Linked DNA regions of Homo sapiens: region 1 is linked to region 2. The links are chromatin loops, found by intact Hi-C in ENCODE. Cell type or tissue: left ventricle myocardium inferior. All regions are shown on one strand. Each heading gives the region's core, and the rest is flanking DNA. Links, peaks and the distances in the headings are about the cores only. Region 1 overlaps DENND1A (DENN domain containing 1A). Region 2 overlaps DENND1A (DENN domain containing 1A).

Evidence for each region. Hi-C counts contacts between places; a loop is a spot of excess contacts. Peaks named below come from ENCODE experiments on the same cell type or tissue, not always from the same donor. Only the 100,000 strongest peaks of a DNase experiment are listed, where the experiment ranks them.
Region 1: a loop joins it to region 2, with 2.2 times the contacts of the local background. A loop is called at or near these places in 1 of 110 quality-filtered maps.

Annotation. Positions count from the first base shown.
Region 1 is chr9:123,565,647-123,574,843 of GRCh38, reverse strand. All of the region lies in intron 12 of DENND1A (DENN domain containing 1A), which reads left to right. It overlaps LOC105376266 (a long non-coding RNA gene), which reads left to right. Exons shown (of 2, transcript XR_930332.3): 1 at 1-4,609; 2 at 5,249-7,588. Among named protein-coding and RNA genes, the nearest start is that of MIR7150, 85 kb to the right of the region's middle. RefSeq lists a silencer at 3,439-3,518. In left ventricle myocardium inferior, for the core only: no CTCF peak of the experiment used is centred there; DNase peaks (open chromatin) are centred at 5,573 and 6,103; H3K4me3 peaks cover 778 bases; H3K27ac peaks cover 2,077 bases.
Region 2 is chr9:123,655,584-123,664,780 of GRCh38, reverse strand. All of the region lies in intron 8 of DENND1A (DENN domain containing 1A), which reads left to right. Among named protein-coding and RNA genes, the nearest start is that of MIR7150, 170 kb to the right of the region's middle. In left ventricle myocardium inferior, for the core only: no CTCF peak of the experiment used is centred there; a DNase peak (open chromatin) is centred at 3,895; H3K27ac peaks cover 411 bases.

The DNA of each region.
Region 1 (9,197 bases), core at 682-8,681, 90 kb after region 2:
GTGTGGTGGTAATCTAAGATATGCAAGCTTGTCCAACCCACCCCACTTTGTTGTTGTGGCTGTTCTGTTTTGTTTTAGGCTTTTAGCAGCCCAAAGCCATAGCTTTTAGTTTCTCTCTCTAGTGATAAGTGGAAAAGAGGGATGAGGAAGAGGCTTTGCCGGCCCAACCAGAAACAAACTAAGAACCCATGACTGCATTCTCTCCCTTTAACACCCCTGTTTAGGGGAAACTGAAACTGGGTAAGGAGAATATGGGTCCTCTTTGTACTATCTTTGTAACTTTTCTGTAAATCTAAAAATATTTCAAAATGAAAGTTCATTTTAGAAAAAGAAGGGAGTATTATGAATAACTTTACAATTTTGACAAATTAGGTAAAATGAACAAATTCCTTGAATTACAGAAAGTGACTCAAGAAGAAATAGAAAAATGGCACTATTTCTATTAAAGAATTTTAAATCTGTAAAACTTTCCCACAAAGAAAACCCTAGGCCCAGAGAGCCTCCCTGGTGAATTCTATCATATATTTAAGAAGAACTAACACAATCTTATCACCAACTTTTTCAAAAAACAGAAGTAAAAGGAAGATGTCTCATCTTATTTTATGAGGTCAGCTTTACCCCAACTTGAAAACCAGATAAATAATTTACAAACAAAAAAAAAAAAAAAAAAGGCAACTACAGACCAATATAGATGCAAAAATCTTTAACAATATATTATCAAATTGAATCCAGCAATATATAAAAAAGGATAATAACCTTTTTTAAAAGATGTGAATACAGGTTGGCTAAATATTTGAAAAACCATGTAATCTATTATATCAGTAAACTGAAAAGGAAAATAATAACAAGATATATGAAAAAAAAAATTTAGGAAAAATTCGGCAATATTCATGATAAGAACTCCTAGAAAATGAAGTATTCTCACTGTGATAGAGAGCATCTAGAAAAGACCTACAGCTCACATCATACTTAATGGTGAAAGACTGATTTCTTTCCCCCGAGAATGAAAGAAAGGTATCTGCTCTTCTTATTTCTATTCAACATTGTACTGGAGGTTCCCACCAGTTCACTAAGACAGGGAAAAGAGGTAAAGCCTTAATGATTAGAAAGAAGTGAAATTCTCTTTATTCAGACAACTTGATCGTGTATATGGAAAATTCTAAGGAGTCTCATAAATGAATTTAGTAAGGGTGCAGGATAAAGTCAGTATACAAAAATCAAATGTATTTCTATATACTAGTAACAAGCAATTGAAAATGAGATTTTTTAAAGTACCATTTAAAATAGCATACAAAACACAAAATACTTAGGAATAAATTTAAGAAAATATGTTGAAAATTTGTATCCTGAAAGCTATGAAACATTTCTGAAAAAAAATTTAAAAGACCTAAATAAATGGAGAGCTATTCCATGTTTTGGATTGGAAGACTCAATATTTTTTTACTCAATATTTTTAAGATGTTAATTTTCCCTAAATTGATCTATAGATTCAATATAATCCCAACCCAAATTCCAGATGGCTTTCTTTTTGGTAAACTTCACAAGCTGATTCTAAAATGTATATGAATATGCAAAAGATCTAGAATAGCCAAAACAATGTTGAAAGAGAAGAACAAAGTTGTAGGACTTATATTACCTGTTTGCAAGACTCACTATAAAGTTACAGTAATCAAGACAGTGTAGAAACACATATAAATCAATAGAACAAAATTAAGAGTCCAGAATTAGACCTACACATAAGTGGTCAATTGATTTTTCAACAAATATGCCAAAGTAATTCAAAAGGGAAAGAAGAGGGATCTTTTATTCCAACAAACGTGCTGGAACAACTGGATATCTATATGGAAAAAAAAGAAGCCTTGACTTTTACCTCATGCAAATATTAGCTCAAAATAGACTATAGACCTAAAAATAGAAGCAAAAACAATCAAATGACTAGAAAAAAAATATGAGAGGGAATCCTCATGAATTGGGGGTAGGCAAAAATTTCTTAGGACATAAAAAGCACACATCATAAATAAAAAAGTGATAAATTGGATGTCATGAAAGGTAAAAACTTATGCTCCCCAAAAGCATCATTTAAAAAATGAAGAGGCAAGCCACAGACAAAATGAGATAAAATATTCTTAACACTTATACCTAAAAAAGGACTTTTATCCAAAATATATTTAAAAATTCCAAAACTCAATAGCAAGAAGATAGCTCAATTAAAATGGGTAAAATATTTGAAGAAACACATCACAACATGCACATGAAAAGATACTCCGCATCGTTAGTCATGAGGGTACAAATTAATGTCACAACAAGGTTCTACTGCATACCCACTGGTACGGCTAAAATAAAAAGGCTGAATTTCTTATAGATGTATATTTTAAACATATGTTTACTGTATGACCAGGCGATCCCACACCTAGGTATTTGCCCAAGAAAAGGAAAACGTATGTATGTGTATGTTTTTAGCAACCCAAACCAGAAACAATACAGACGTCCCCCAACTGGTTAATATAAAAACAATCAGTGGTATACCCATAAAATAGAAGGCTACTCCACAATCAAGAAGAAGAAACTAACTACTGATCTATTCCACAAAATGGATGAATCTCAAATACATTAGAAGTGACAGAATCCATTTATTTTGTATTCTGGAACAGGCAAAACTATAAAGCTAGAAACAGCTGAGTGGTTGCCAGGACTAAAAGTGGAACAAGGGAAATTTGGGGGATGATGGACCGTCTGTATCTTGATTGTGGTGATAGATATATGACTGCATGTATCTTTCAAAATTCTTAGAACTATTCACTAAAGATGGTGAATCTTAAGGTATGTAAATCATACCTCAATAAACCTGACTTTAAAATTATTTAAACACTGGCAACACCAAGTATTGTCAAAGATGTGGAAGCATTTATGTGGAGCTTTCATCACGGCTGATGGGAGTACAATACGGTACAACCACTTTGGAAAACAGTTTGTCAATATCTCATGAAGTTAAACTTACGCCTACCATACAACCCAACAATCCCACACCTGGCTATTCACCCAAGAGAAATGAAACTATATCCAAACAGGCTTGTACATGAATGTTTATGGCAGCTGTATTCATAGAGAACAATAACTGAAAGTAACCGAAATGTCTATCAAATGGTAGATGGATAAATAAACAATGTATTATATCCCTTATGTTTATGTATTTACTCAGTATTCTGTAGTAACAAACGTTTGATACACCAAGCAACATGAATGAATCTTAATTCACACTGAGCAAAAGAAACCAGACACACAGCACTGTAGGATTTCATGTATGTAAAAATAGAAGAGAGAAAGCTAGTCTATAGTGGCTGAAAGCAGATCAGTGGTTGCCTTGGGCTGGGATGGAGGAGGCAGGGCCTGACTGCCAAGGGGCACCAACCAACCTTCTGTGGTGAAGGAACTGTTCTGTTTCTTGATTGTGGAGGTGGTTACACACGTGTAGACATTGGTCAAAACTCACTGGACTGTGCTTTTTAAGTGTATGCATTCTATTATATATCAGTTATGACTTAGTTAATTTTTAAAAGTAGCAGCCTTGGAAATTAATTTTAAAGGTGGAGTTCCAATATTAAGTAGCTTTCAGAACAACTCTGCTGATTTTTAGATGATTTATGTACATGAGCAAAGGGTTACTTTGGAGGCAGGATGGCTCGGCTTTGTGCTAGATGCCTAGACAATTTAGTCTCAAATGTATAATCTTGTCTGAGTTAGCTTTGTTTTACCCTAAAAAAAAAAATGAGGTTGGCAAGGTTAATGCCTTATACCTTGCTATGTTCCATGAAAGTTGCCAAAGTAGTGTTTTCACTGACAATATTGCATTGTTCCCTAGCTATGGATTTTGGAGGAAAAATATGGCAAGAATACTCCTTCTTTTAGATCTAAAGGCGTGTTTACAGACTTCATGTTTATCTCAAGCCCTGGCCTTCTCCACGCCATATTTCTTTAAAGGCCCAGAACCCTCAGACTCTCGAGATATTCTACAGGGCTTGTAGGAACTGGTGTGTGATCTTTCCCTGTGAGTCAACAATGCATTTGATTCCAGAAGCGAGGGACTAGGCCTTTTTATGGACTTGATACTTCTACCCTGTTAATGCATTTTTGTTAGTATTTTCTGATAGAGTGTTTATTCATTCAGCAGGCATTTCCTGAGCACCTACTATGTGCTAGGCTTTATATTGGGTATAATGAGTATGGAGGTGATTAAGACATAACCTTTATTCTCAGTGAGGTCCCAGGCTGGTTAGTAGAAAAGCTAATGCAGGCTGGACTGCCAGTCTTGCCCCCACTTCTCCAGTCCCCATCCATCCTCCAGGCTATAAACAAAGGTGTATTACAGAGCATGGAGACCACTCCCCAACTGAAAACCTTTAGTGGTGCCTCATTTTTCTCTTGGTGAAATTCAGGCTCCATAATATGGGCCTTTGTAATCCACTTTCTGCCCATCTCTCCTACCTCATCTCTTGCCATTGCTCTTCTACCCATTTATACTTTTTACTGACAGCTTTGCTTCCATACACAGGAGACTCTGGATGTTTCTAGTTCAGAGTCTTCCAGATGGGCAGATCTATAGCCACTTCAGGTATGGAGATTATTTGTTCATTATTCATTTAGCCAAAGTTTTTTGGGTGTATGCTCAGTGTATTGAGCCATGGGGACATGGAAACACTTGAGAAACAGTCATCCTTCCTGGAAAGGAGCGATGAGCACACTGGGGGATGAGAACTGAATGCATGGAGGTTGGAGGTGTGAACCAGGAATTAACAGTTTATTACGGCTAGAACATAGGGTGTGTGGTTGGGAGGGACAAAAGATGAGACCCAAATAGACAGGAGGGACCAGATTGGGAATGGTCACAAAAACAAGTTTGGACTTCAAGTTTGGGGCAGTGGGGCATCTACTAAGGTGATTAAGCCAGGGAATGATGTGATAAAATTCATGCTACCAGGAGTCCCAGACTAAGGGTCGAGTGTTGGATCCCACCTCTTGCTGCTTTGCTGGTTGCTAGAATCTGACCAAAGCTTTCCCCCACCCCACGTCTACTGATATTGGACTTGGGGTCAGGGGACAGTGTGCTAGAGAGAATTCTTAGTAGCACCTGTGACCAGCATCCAGTCATTCATCCCTTGTGCTTTTCAGGAGTTGTTTGTCCATCCCTGTTCTGTCTTGGGCCACTTGGCGACACTGTCCATGCTGTGACTTGTAAATTTCATTCATTCAGGAAGAGAGCATCGTGATCCAGTGAGCCTTGCCCTAAGCGTGTGTGTATGATTTGTCAACGATCGAGGATTTTATGGGAGTTTATGGGACTTCATTAAAGATGCTGGAGCAGGAGCACTGTGGGACATCAGAAGAGACCTCAGCAATAAACCACAATTCCAAGCTTTGGAATGCAGTAAATGTTTAAGAGACTTCCTTCCTTTCATTACTGAATTTTACTTTACTTTCATACCAGTAAAGAGTTGTGTTTTATTGGTTGAAATTTCTTGATTCTGTTTTTCCCAGGTCTGTTTAAAAGCTACATTTTATCTTTGAGGATGTTTGGCTCGTGGTGGAGGAAGTGCTGCCAGCGAATTCAATTAACTGGCAGAGCTCACAGATATTGTACACGGATTTCTTTTTTTCTTCTTTTTCACAACTGCTACATAAACACAGCTGGGTTTAATATTTGTCGTAACAAAGATTTAACTTGAATCATTTTACCCCGGGTAATTAATGCTTGGAATCTTGGCTACTTTTTCGTTCGTTTGTAATCCTCTGCATTTCTTTACTCTAGCTATCTAGATAATGAAGTGTGCTCCTCTAGGTCTTTGCCCTGCCTTAAAACTGCTTAATATTTGGCCGTTCCCACTAGAGAGCAGATGCTTTTCTTTGCAAGAATTGAATTTCTGTCAGCTCTTTTATGCATCATGTGTTTGGAACTGTAAGTGGATCAAGTTGTTCATCACAGCGGGGACACTGTGAAACACATCTATTATACACACTTCCCACCCCCCTTCCTGTTTTGTTTTTTTTTCCTCCCCTGAGGAGGTGGAGATGCCCGGATCCCCTTGGGAGATATCTCGCTCTGTGTGGATGTATCCATGTGATCCACCATGAATCCGGCCTGGCCACATCCCTAAGCAGGGAAATCTGTATCCATTCAGCCCAGGATTGTGGCTGAGACAAACCCCACTTTTATCTTTGTAAACACCAAGCTCTTCATTAACTCCCAAATACACACCAAGTTTGGGTCACTAAGTAAATCCACTAGGCTCAGCATAATGAGTGACATTTCAGTAATTGATGCCCTAGAATATGTTCATTGTGAACCCATGATTCTTTTCGATGCTAAAATAAAGGCTTGGGTAGTTTTGGCTTTGGAGTTGAGCTAGCGCAGAAGAATAGTCACCATCGATTAGGCCCCTACAGTGTGCCAGGCACTGTGCTAGGGGATTTGAAAATCTTGACATTTAATCTACATAAGAATCCTGCAAAAAAAAGAAGGGGAGGGTACTTTATCCCCTTTTTATAGATGAAGAAAAGGGGCCAAGTAACTTGCCTAGAGGCATCCAGATAATTGCCAGGAGGAGAGCCAGAATTTGAACTCAGGTCGGGCTGAGCCCAGAGTAAATCCATGTACTGTAAAGTGTGGTCCCCTCATGCCTAGAGGTCACTAGAATATATTCATCCATTGATCAATCAAGACATTGATTTATTATGCATGTTTATGACATGCTGCCATTGCTCCATCTGAGTTGTCTCATTCCATGTCAGGTCTGAAGTTTGGTTGGCATTTGTGAACACCTTTGTACTCATCTAAATCTGAACTCCTGGTGGTGACTGGAATAGTTTTAGTTTTGCTTTTCTCTCAAAGCTCAGTGCAAATACAACCCAAGTGCCCCAAGCAACCTACTGTTTTCTTAGAGTTTTGTGAATTTCAATTTCTAGCTGTGAACTGATGGTTAAAATTTCTACACCTCTATGGTTTAGTTTGTTAACACGGCTTTAGGGAAGCAGGCATCTTGGTGGCATTCCTGCTGTGATATGCTCATCTTTTGGGCCTCAGATAGTGGCTCTGAGGGCAGAAGTGCATTTTGGTTCATTTTTAATATATGTCATTCAATTTGCCAGAGTCATTGTGAGACATTCACATGTCTGACTGAGATACTGCTGATCTGTAGAATTAATTATAGTTAAATGGAAAGGTGGCTTTTGCTCATGAAGAAAGTCGTTAGTCTCTTGATAAACATTTTTAATTATGATTAACTTTAGTCTTCCTCCAAATACTTTCCATTAGAAAAGGCATTAATGTTCTGGTTCATTAGAAATAGAGCAATCCTTTTATTTTTGGTTTGCAGTCCATTTTGTTCTTGAAAGATATTGGTCCACTTTTTTAAAAAAAAATTGGTGGATGTTGTGTTGTAAAAAACATATAAGTTTCCTTTTGCAAGTGCATATCAGTTTTTTCAAAGGTAACTTACACTTTAATTTTGTGTGTTGTGTTTGCAAGAGAATGCTTCTTGGTTTATTCATGTTGACAACTGAAAAGCCTTAGACCTAATTAAAAGAATTTCCATGAGCACCTTTACTGAACCATTTCATTACGCGGCACTGCACAGATTGCATTGTGAAACATGGTGATAGTTTAAATCTGACCTTTAAACCTGAACTGCCAGAAGTATGGGGGGAAAACCCTTCTTTGAAAACACTCCCCGGATAAATATATGTGTGTGTATGTGTATGCATACATGCATGCACATATTTGGTTAGAAGCAATCTTTTTATGGAATGACCACCTAATAATATAAATACACATTTACTTTGAGCTCAGATCTTGTAGTCTCCTGTAGCTTGGGTAGGATTTTCTAGCTACATTAATTGTGTGTGTGTGTTTGTGTGTGTGTGTGTGTGTGTGTGTGTGGTGTGTTAAAGCTAAATTGTTGTATAAGGAAAACAAAGATAATTTCACTTACTCTGGGCCAACAAAAAAAAGTATTTGGAGGAAGGTAAGGTTTACAAATAGAAAAACACAAAAGTCTTCACTACTGTGTGTTTCAGTTTCAAATGGTGAGATACTCAGATTAATCTCATGGGGAGAGGGCTGGAGTGTATATGTGTGGGCAAGACTCCTCCTGAGCTTTATTTGGCAGATAGTGGAAACAGGCCTTTTTTGGTTTTGTTTTAAAATTGCACTTTTTTACTCCAAGGATGTCATTCTAAGGATTTGATAGCTTATTCCTGGGATGCTCAGCAGAGCCACTATAGCACATAACGAAGTAGCCATTCACATAATGATAATTGATGCTTTTGTCTGACAAAAAGCTGCCTGGAATTCTAACTCTTGCCACTAACTTTCTGACATATACACAGCCCACAAGTTGTCAGGGGAGAGGGAGGGAGCAGAGACCCGGGCTCGTAGGGTCATAGCCAGCTCCAGCATGGAACTCCACATAAATAGCACAGCCCTCACTCCCCCATGGAGAACCAGGATCTTTGAGGGGAGAATGGGATGCAGAAGAAGCAATTAAAGCCAACTGAGGTCAAGGTACAACCATGTTCTCAAGAAAGAAGCAGGAAAGCAAGGAATGAGAGGAAACAATAATGGAGATATATTAAATCAGGGAAAAAATAAACCAGTATCATGGACATATCTAATTTGGTGGTCTAAGAAACCCTGGCAGCAGTGAGAATCAATGGACTAGCACAGACTCTGGAGTAAGACAGACTTGGACTTGACTTTGGCTTCCACCCTTGCCTTACTGTCAGTGTGATGTGGAACTGGGTCTTACTTTCCTCATCTGTGTAGTGGGGATAGCTGTGCCTACCTAGGCCATTTGTTCTGAAATTTTAATACAATACTGGATATGAAAATACTTGTCATTGTCATTTGGGAACTAGTAGGGTGCTTGATAAATACTGGTTTCTGTTCCTTTCTCCTGATAAATTTCTTGTTCTTACAGAAACTATTCCTGGGAAAGAGACTAGGGTGTTATTGCTTTGACATATTAAGACTTTTTGTTTTGAATTTGAGGCAAGAACTAAGGAAGGCATAGGTAGATATGCTTATGTAATGGAAGTGACAGTTTGCCATTTCTCATTGCCAGTGTGAAAGTGGCAGAGGGAGCCAATGTTTTTGTGCCCCTGAGGATGGGAAAACAAGTCACTAATCCTTTCTCCCCTCTCCAGAC
Region 2 (9,197 bases), core at 306-8,305:
TCACTGTCTTTTATGGTGGTGAACGAAAACTATAATAATAAATTAATTAAAGGTTTAAAAATATTCATCTATTTGAAATAGCAGTTGGATCAAAGATGATACAAATTGAAATTAGTTATTATTTAGAAATTAATGACAATGAGGACACTAAACAAGTGCCTTAGGGATGTGGCCAAAACCACACTCTGGGGAAAATTCATAGCTTTGAATGCTTTTATATAAATAAAAAATTTAGAAAACAATGAACTTGACTTTCAAGAAGCTAAAAAAAAAGAATAGTAATAAATAACCAAAACTAGAAAAAGAAATTATAATTTAATTTATTAGGGAATATTGTTAAAGTAAAATTGAAAAATAGTAGTTTTTAAAAACTGAATTTGTGAAAAGAATAAAATTTTAAACTTATTCAATAAATTTAAAGATTGTGAAAAGAGAAAATTTTCTAGAAAAAGACAAATGATAGTTGGCCTGAGAAATAGGCAATATGAATATAGAATTATAACTTGAAAAGATTAATAAAGCTCTATTTCAATCTCCATCCTTCAAAAAAATCTATCAGGTTTAGGTGGTTAAGGTGTTTCAGGAACAGATAATTATTACTTAAACAGTACCAAATCATAGGAAAGGTATGTATGTATGTGTATCACACAACAGCAAAAGAAAAATCAGGCATAATCTCCCATCTCAGAGATCTGTTTCTGAGTTTTTTCATCCTTCCTTTTTATGACATGTAGTTTTCAAAGTGTGCAACCGGGAACCCCAGTGTTGCTTTGGCAGCCCTGGAAGGCCTCACAGAGGTAGATGGCTAACTGATCAGAGCACTAGATCCCTGCTCCTATTTTATTCAGAGCAGGTTAGTTTCCACTGCTTACACTGGGGGTTGAGTAATACTTTGTTTGAGACAGAAGTATTCTTTTGGTTTTTTTTTTTTGTTGTTAAGTTTCAAAACTTACATTTTTAAAAGCACACAAAATGTACACACTTTATATCTGTTTTTCTTGTAACAATGTACGCTGAACATTTACCTGTGTCATTAAAAATTCTTTACAAATATTTTGTTGTAAAAGATTAATACTGATACATAGAGAAAAAAATGAAAGGCCCCCATTACCACCACCCCCTCCAACCCCAATCCCACTCTCCCTCCAACCCCAATCCCACTCTCCCTCCAGTGTTTGATGAAACCTTTCTCTAGGAATTTAGTGTTATGTGTAGCTATGAAGGAGGCTACTGAAGGATTATTTTAAAATGCCATGGGACATTTATAAGAATTGATCATGTACTAAATCACACCAAAAATTTCAAAATAGAGCATACTAAACTCTCACAGGTCACTCTTTTATGGCGGTGAACGAAAACTATAATAATAAATTAATTAAAGGTTTAAAAATATTCATCTATTTGAAATAGCAGTTGGATCAAAGATGATACAAATTGAAATTAGTTATTATTTAGAAATTAATGACAATGAGGACACTAAACAAGTACCTTAGGGATGTGGCCTGTGTGTGTTGTAGATGGTTTTTAAACATAAATATGATTCTATTCATACTTGTTTAGCAACTCATTTTTTAGTTTAATGTATTCTAAAAAGTGTTCATATCTACCTACTTCTTCCTTTTTAATGACATACTTATTTAGTGGTATTTTTACTCTTATGAAAGTAATGCATATTAATGGCTTAAAAACATGTAGTACTACATAGTTGTTGATGAAAACCAGCAATTTTCAAGTTGCCCAGCTACTTTCAAGTTTTTAGCAGCTGTGTTTCCCTCTGTATTTTTGAGTAACTTATTCATATTGCTAAATCTTATTTTTTTTCTGTTACAGATATCACTTATTGATTTTCCTATAGAAGATGAGAGTTTTGGTCTTTTACCACCTATAACACTCCCCACCCCGAAACACACAGAATAACGTTCTCTCAGTCACATATTTCCCCTCTCCCATTCTTTCTATACCTTTAGAAAATTTTTACATTAAATCAGAAGTTAATGTTTACATTTTAATGAGCATACTGAAGTAGTTAGTAGATTACCTTTCCTTTCTTATACAACTTTTTGTCACGTAAGCATTCTTGGGTTTCACATCTTCCTCATTCTTGATTTCACTCCCTCATTTTGGTGAGACATGCGCCAGTAGTTTTCTTGAGAAAGTGCTTGTTAGAGGCAACATTTTTAGACCTAGCATGACTAAAAATAACTCTCTTCTTCTTTTTTTGAGACAGTCTCGCTCTGTCATTCAGGCTGGAGTGCAGTGGCACAATCTCGGCTCACTGCAAACTCCACCTCCTGGGCTCAAGCGATTGTCCTGTCTCAGCCTCCCAAATAGTTGTGGCTACAGGTACACACCACCACACCTGGCTAATTTTTGTACATTTTAGTACAGATGGGGTTTCACCATGTTGGCCAGGCTGGTCTTGAACTCCTGACCTCAATTGATCCACCTGCCTTGGCCTCCCAAAGTGCTGGAATTACAAGTGTGAGTCCAGCCTCTTTATTCTTCTTTTGATAGTTTGACTGGGTATAGAACTCTAGGTTGGAAATTACTCTATCTTCCCAACTTTGAAGATGTTTCTCCACTGACTTCTAGCTTTGCTGTTGCAACTAAGAAGTCTCAGCCATTCCGATTCCTGTGATTTACTTATTGTAACCATCCTTTGGTGGTCCCTCCTGGTATCCTGAAATTGCAGTGATGCGCCTTGCTACGGGCCTGTTTTCATCTATTGTGCTGGGCACTTGGTGGTTCCATTTAATATGGAAACTCATGTCCTTTAGAGCTGAGAACTTTTCTTACATTATTTCTTTGAAAAAATATTCTTCATTTTTCTTTCTTTCTCTGGGGCCTCTATGATAGAATGTTAAAATATCCTGTGCTGATCCTCTAATTTTCTTGTTTTTTCTCTCCTATTTTCCATCTCTCTCTTTTCGTTTTCTCTCTACTTTCTTCAGCAAATCTTTCCATCTTTGGAAATTTACTTCTGCCATTATATTAATATTTTCACTCATCTGTGAGACTGTTATTTATAGATTTTAAAAAGTGTTCTTCTCCTCGTATTATTTTCCTGCTCAACATTCCTATCTTCTGTTTGTTTTATTCCTTAACTTTCACTGTAGAGCCTTTCCTCAAATGGCTGCCCCGTCACATTTAAGAGTGAGGCACTAAAAAGCTGGCTGAATGCTCTGTCAGTCATTTCTGGAGCTTGGAACTAGTGTGGCTATTTTGGGGGCAGTGGCCTCTCAAATATCAGTATCAGAATCTTTTTCTTTGGAGTTGGTCTGTTTTCTTTGCCTAGGTAGTGTATGCTTTATTATCAGTGTTCTGGAAGCTGAGTAGGAATGGTAGGTTATGACATGTCAGCATCTAATATGTATACCTTCGTTTAGTACTCATTTTCAGTGTAAGCCTTTATTGCCTGTCAAAGGCTTTATTGCCCGTCCTCAACTGTACCTGGTGTCACCAGGCCTTTCTGGTTCAGTTCTTCTAGAAAGTAAACACATATTCCTCTGGAGAGGTGTGGGAAAGTCTGTTAACTAGCTCATTGAGCTGGGAGAGGAGATCCTTGGGATTGAATTACTCCTATTTTTATTTGCACCCCGTCTCCTAGCCTTCAGAGATTCTGGGTGTCTCCAGTTCCTTTTTGGAATTCTTTTTGTGCTATGAGTTGGGCTGAATGCTCGGTGCTGTGCCTGCCCACCTTATCCGTAGCTTTAAGCTTTCCTTCTCAACCTCAGTCGCATGCTTGTCAGCTTGGGCCAGATCATTCTTTGTTGAATGGGGCTGTTTTATACATCGTAGGATATTTAGCAAGCATCTCTGGGCTCTACTCACTATATGATGGTAGCACATTCCCCTCCAGCTGTGACAACCAAAAATGTCCCCAGGCATTGCCAAATATCCCCTGGGGGACTAATGGCCCCAGCTTGAAAACCACTTCGTTAGTCACATCTGCTTTTTGGCTTTCAAAAATTTGATCTCTTTGTTCCATTACTAATTCTTCTCCTGTTTTTTGGCGTTTGTGCCTTTTAAAATTCTTTTACTTTGACTTTTTCTGGGAGGCTGGTATCAGGAGAGAGAAAAGATAAATGTATGTTTAATTCACTGTATTTAACTGTTTTAACTGTGCTTTTCCTACTAATAGACATTTACATTTTCTATAAATAATGTTATGATAAAAATGATTGCCTAGGTTAGGTTCATTAAAAAATTTTTTTTTTCTTTTAAGAATAAATAATTTCTTAAGAACTTCATTTTAAGGTACTTGGAAATTCTGATCATTTCTAATTTTTCAAAACCACAATTGAGATTAGGAAGTTTTTTTTTTTAAGTCTTCTCATAGCCTTACCTCCAAAGCCTGTCTGCACTGTATGCTACCTCTCCTGCCCCCACTATTTTAAAAATTTACATTCCTTCTGCTGGTTTTGCTACTAATGAACCAATTCCCTGTGCATGACCCATTGTCCCTAAATCCTCCTTTGCAAACCAGTAAAAGGCTAGCGTTGTTTGTTTCTAAGCAGAATGGTGATACCAATCTGCCAGACTCCTACCGTACATGCTTCCACTTTAATCCTTAGAGCTACTCCGAAAGGGGTAGACCTGAGCCCCGTTTTAGACAGGGAGCCCAGAGCTCACAGAGCTGAGGTGGCAAGGTCTGCTCGTAAGCACAGTGTAGCGACCCAGGTTTGTAAGCTTTTGTTCCTGTTGTACCCCACTGCCTCCCTGGAATTGATGTGTTCTATTCATGAGGAAAAAAAGAAAAGAAATGTTTTTTTAAATATATAGCAAATTACAAAATGAAGCAGGAAAGCCTTTCCTCTAAGGAGAATCTGAACTTTTGTAGGACCAATTTATGTGGTTTTTGACACAGAATCACTGTTGAGCTCTAGCAGTGTTGAAATTTGCATATTAATCTCTTGATGATTTTTCAAGGATTAATTTAAAATTACTAAATTGCTGCATTGCAAATTGAAACAAGCAGTAACTGTGGGGTTGTTAATCCTTTATGATCTGGTGTAGTGGAAAGAACATGAATTTTAGAGACAACCAGACTCTGGGCTTTGCTACCCTGGGACTTTGGGGCAATGTACTTATACTCTTGGAGCCTCTAGGTCCTTATCTACAAAAGGAAAATGTGAGAAACTCATGAAGTATTAAATGTAGCGTTCCAAGGACAATGTCTGGTTTGATGGAGATGCTGCTTTCAATGGTCTGTTTCTTTTTCTCCTTTTCTTGGCTCTCCCAGAATTCTAGTCTTAACCTCCCTTGAGATCTGAGTTGTGGCTGAGGGCTGAAGAACATTATTCTTGGAGCACATCTTTTCTAGATTTTTTTCATATTCATGGTTATGGAGATTAATTCTCTTCCTTTTATGGGGCATATATTTCATGGGGCCTTGAAAGTGTCTTAGCAGGCCCTTTTCACACCAGAATGTCTGAAGCTTGGAACTGGTGTGGCAGATGGAGCCCAGGGCTCCGCTGCCTGTAATATAGATGGTTTGTAAATATTTATTGATTATCTCCTCTAAGGAACATAAGCAACAAAAAGGATAAATAGGCTTTGGGATGTGGAACTTAATAATGTTCTATCACCAGATAATCCTGTTCTCCTGGACAGCTTCAGAGAAGTGTTAGTGTGCAAAAAGAGAGGAAGGAGCTGGTATTTATTGAGCATCCACTGTGGATCAGATCGGGCACTGTTTGTTATGTTATGAAATCTTCACAACAGCCTTATAGTATGGTTGTTATCTCTGTTCTGGAGAGGAAATGAAGCCCAGAGAAGTGAGGTAACTTGCCAAACCAGGAAGTGCTAAAACCAGGATTCACCCTTCAGTGGGTATGATCTGAGCATTGAGATGCTGCCTGGTCTGGGCCCTGGCTCCGTGGCTCTCTCTGCCCATCTAAGAAATTGCTCATCATATGTGTAAGTTATATAATTAATTGAATGAACGTTTGGTAAAATGTCCTCTCTCCTTCTCTAAGGACAGGGATCAGTATTTTTTTTCACAGTAGCACTGTACCCAGAACAGAATAGATGCCCAATATGTATTTATTGACTGAACGAATGACTGAATGAATGAATGAACATGTAGCCACCCCCAGGAGAAGAAAAAAGAACAATTCCTTTCAGTTGGCTTTTGGGCCAATTTGTCTGCAAGACATTAATGAAAAGCAAACTTAAAAAATTAATTCTTTTCCCTTTCAGATCCCCATTGAAGTTAATTCTCATTATTTCTACAATTTCTTTGTAAAAATATTTTCTTTCTTTTCACTGAAAAACTATCACTCTGTAATTGCTCATCAGGGTTTTCTCTGTCTATCAAGATAACACATGTAGGAGTGAATTTTATGCAGGCAATAATTAAATGAGCATAAATCTTTATAAATTTTAAACAGTTGACCTGCATTTAAAAAAAAGTCACAGATCATGAACAGTTATGTAGTAATAATTACATTGTAAACCAGCTATATAAAGGATTTTTTTTTAGTGTCCAGGTTTTGAAGTTTACTTTTGATTAATGGATAATCATATAGACCTTCATTTGGAATATTAAACAAACCTGTCTTAATTATCTCGTTGGTGTCATACCAAGTGGTTAATGATGCGAGGAAAGCAGTTAGAATGGACAGTTACATATAACATTGCCCAGACTCCACTTTGTCAAAAGATGCGCCATGATATAGAAAAGATTTATGAACTCATCATGACTTTCAAACATAAACAAAGTTGAAGTGGTAGTAGAAGACCTATTATCAAGAACTGCGATTATAGAGAATTCCATTGTTGCTCTTAAGAGTTGTCAGGTAATTGTTTATTCTAATGGTTTTTCTATTCACATGGAGGGATGAAAGTTGACCTCTGAGTAAACTCTGCTTTCCTTTCTAGAATACTCTTCTCTGATTTGATTGCTTATGTGAATTTCTGGGATTCTTTCTTAAGCAGATTGTTTTATAATCCAAATTTATAATTCCCTTTAAAGAATCCCTCCCAACTAAGGTTACCTAAATTCTTAAAAAAAAAAAATCAGTTGAGGGTTTTAAAAATTTTTATTATGGTAAAATAATTTGAATAGGAGTTATTTCAGTAAACAAGACCCACTGACAAAACCAAGCCTCTTGCCTTGGAAGCTGCCTTCAGACACAAGACAGTAGGTCTTTATCATGTGTACCATGTATGAAGTGGAAAGTCACAAAGACTAATAAAATGACAGACAGTGGGGCGGACTAGCATCTGTTTCGAAGGCTCCAAGGAGTACCCAGCTTAGAGTCAGTTCTTTGGTTTGAGGATTATCTCATTTCCCTAAGGTATTGAACCTAAGACGCTTTCTCTCTAAGCCCCACTATATCCCCTCCCATCCCCACCCCACTCCAACTCCCCCCATCGCCACCACCCCCACCTGCTTCGTAACCTCAGGCATGGATCACAGTGAGCCTCAAGTCCCCAGCCACCTGGATTGGTGCAGGAGCCAGCAGGGACAGCTAGAAGGGAGCAGCCATTATAAGGCTTCTCCTGGGAGGATGGGGGTTTTGCCAGGTGCCATTCCCTTTCTCTTTGTCTGGATTTAGAGCCACAGGGGGTTCGCACTTGACCTGACGCTTACCAACGTTTCTTTGCAGAGATGAGAAGTGGGAGCCAAGAGTCTAAGGAGCTTGTGCGTTGCAGGCTTCTTCTGAAGTGCACCTTGCAGGCTGCTCTGTCCAGAGACCTTCCTCAGATTTGAGCCCTTTCCAGCCTGGGTGGGGGATAGCTTTGTAGCTGTGCTACCCAGCCCTAGAGAGTGTGGCCAGAAGAGATGCTAGGTGGAGAGGCACATGCTCATGGGGACATAAATGTATGTGTAACTGAAATAATGTTTAAACTCCATGAGTAGGAAAGGAATATCCTCAAGCCTAAAAACTTACTGGCACTAAGAAAACCGAGACCTTTTGAGCACAGAAACTGGGAACTAGTCCTTGAAGCAAGGTTTTCCTTTCCAAGTAGGTGAGTCACACAGAGAAGTAATTGGCAGAGAATGAAGAAAGTGGTTACTTAGGCTCAGCCATGGTGGCATTACAGCCCAGGACACTAAGCCTAGGAAGAGGTGGCCAGGGACACCATGTTTGACAGAAATTATGGTGCTTTAGAAGGAGGATTTATCCTTTATTAAAAGAATGGACTCTCCCTTTAAAAACCTATTTGGGCAAGTAGACTAGTATGGTGCATAGTAATCTAGAAGTCCAGGGGTCACTTGAGATTTTTTTCTCCTTCCCTCCCCAAGTCTAATTCATCGTCAAGTCCTGTGATTCTACTTTATGGATATCCCTGACATCTACACCCAAAGCTTTTGTCTGAATTGGTTTTCTAATGTATATTTTAATCATTTCTTTCCCAGAATATGGCAGCAGCCTGTTAGTTGACTGTCCTGCCTCCTGTTTGCCCTCTTATCTGTCCTCCACAGAGTCTCTAGGAAGATTTTTCTGAAACACAAATAGGGTCATGTCAGGATCCTTCAGCACTGCCCTGTCCCTAGCTCCCCTGCCCCCTGCTCTCCCTCCCCGCCCTGCCTCTCACTCTCTTCCCTGCGTGTGCGCTCCTCTCCCCACCCTGTCTTTGCCTCTGCCTGGAATATGCTTCTTCCCTGGTCCACTGAGTGAACCCCTGTTTGGAGGCCCAGACCAAATGTCTTCTCTGTCACACTTTCTCCAGCCTTCCCCTGCATATCCGTCAAGGGGAGTGAGGCTTCTCAGCCATGCCTGGAGTGTAGCCTCAACCACGGTATGTTGCATACTGGATTTCTGAGTCTAATGTCCCTCCCACCCCAGAGTAAGCAGGAAGATGGAGATCACAGTTAGTTTATCTCTGCAGGCCTAGCTCCCAGGAGGGTGCTAGGCACATAGTAGGAGTTAAATAAGTGTGTGTTGATTGCCTGATTATAGGAGATAGAAATGAGAGGATGAGGATTTAGTCTGCAGGAGAAGCAAAGTGCTGGGAGAGTGGCTTATCTTGTGTCTTTTATCAGCAGAAGCTCATAACGTGTTCTGGCTGTAGTCTTGACTGAGGACAGCCTGCCGCGGAAGTCCTCCCTTCTATCCTCTGATCTTACCCATCGGAGAAATATGCTTGGCCTGGCTGTGAAATGAACACATGCTTCTGTGTACAGCCCTCACCCCAGTTACCTGATAAACCACTAATTTATTTACATTTTTAATACATGTAGCCAC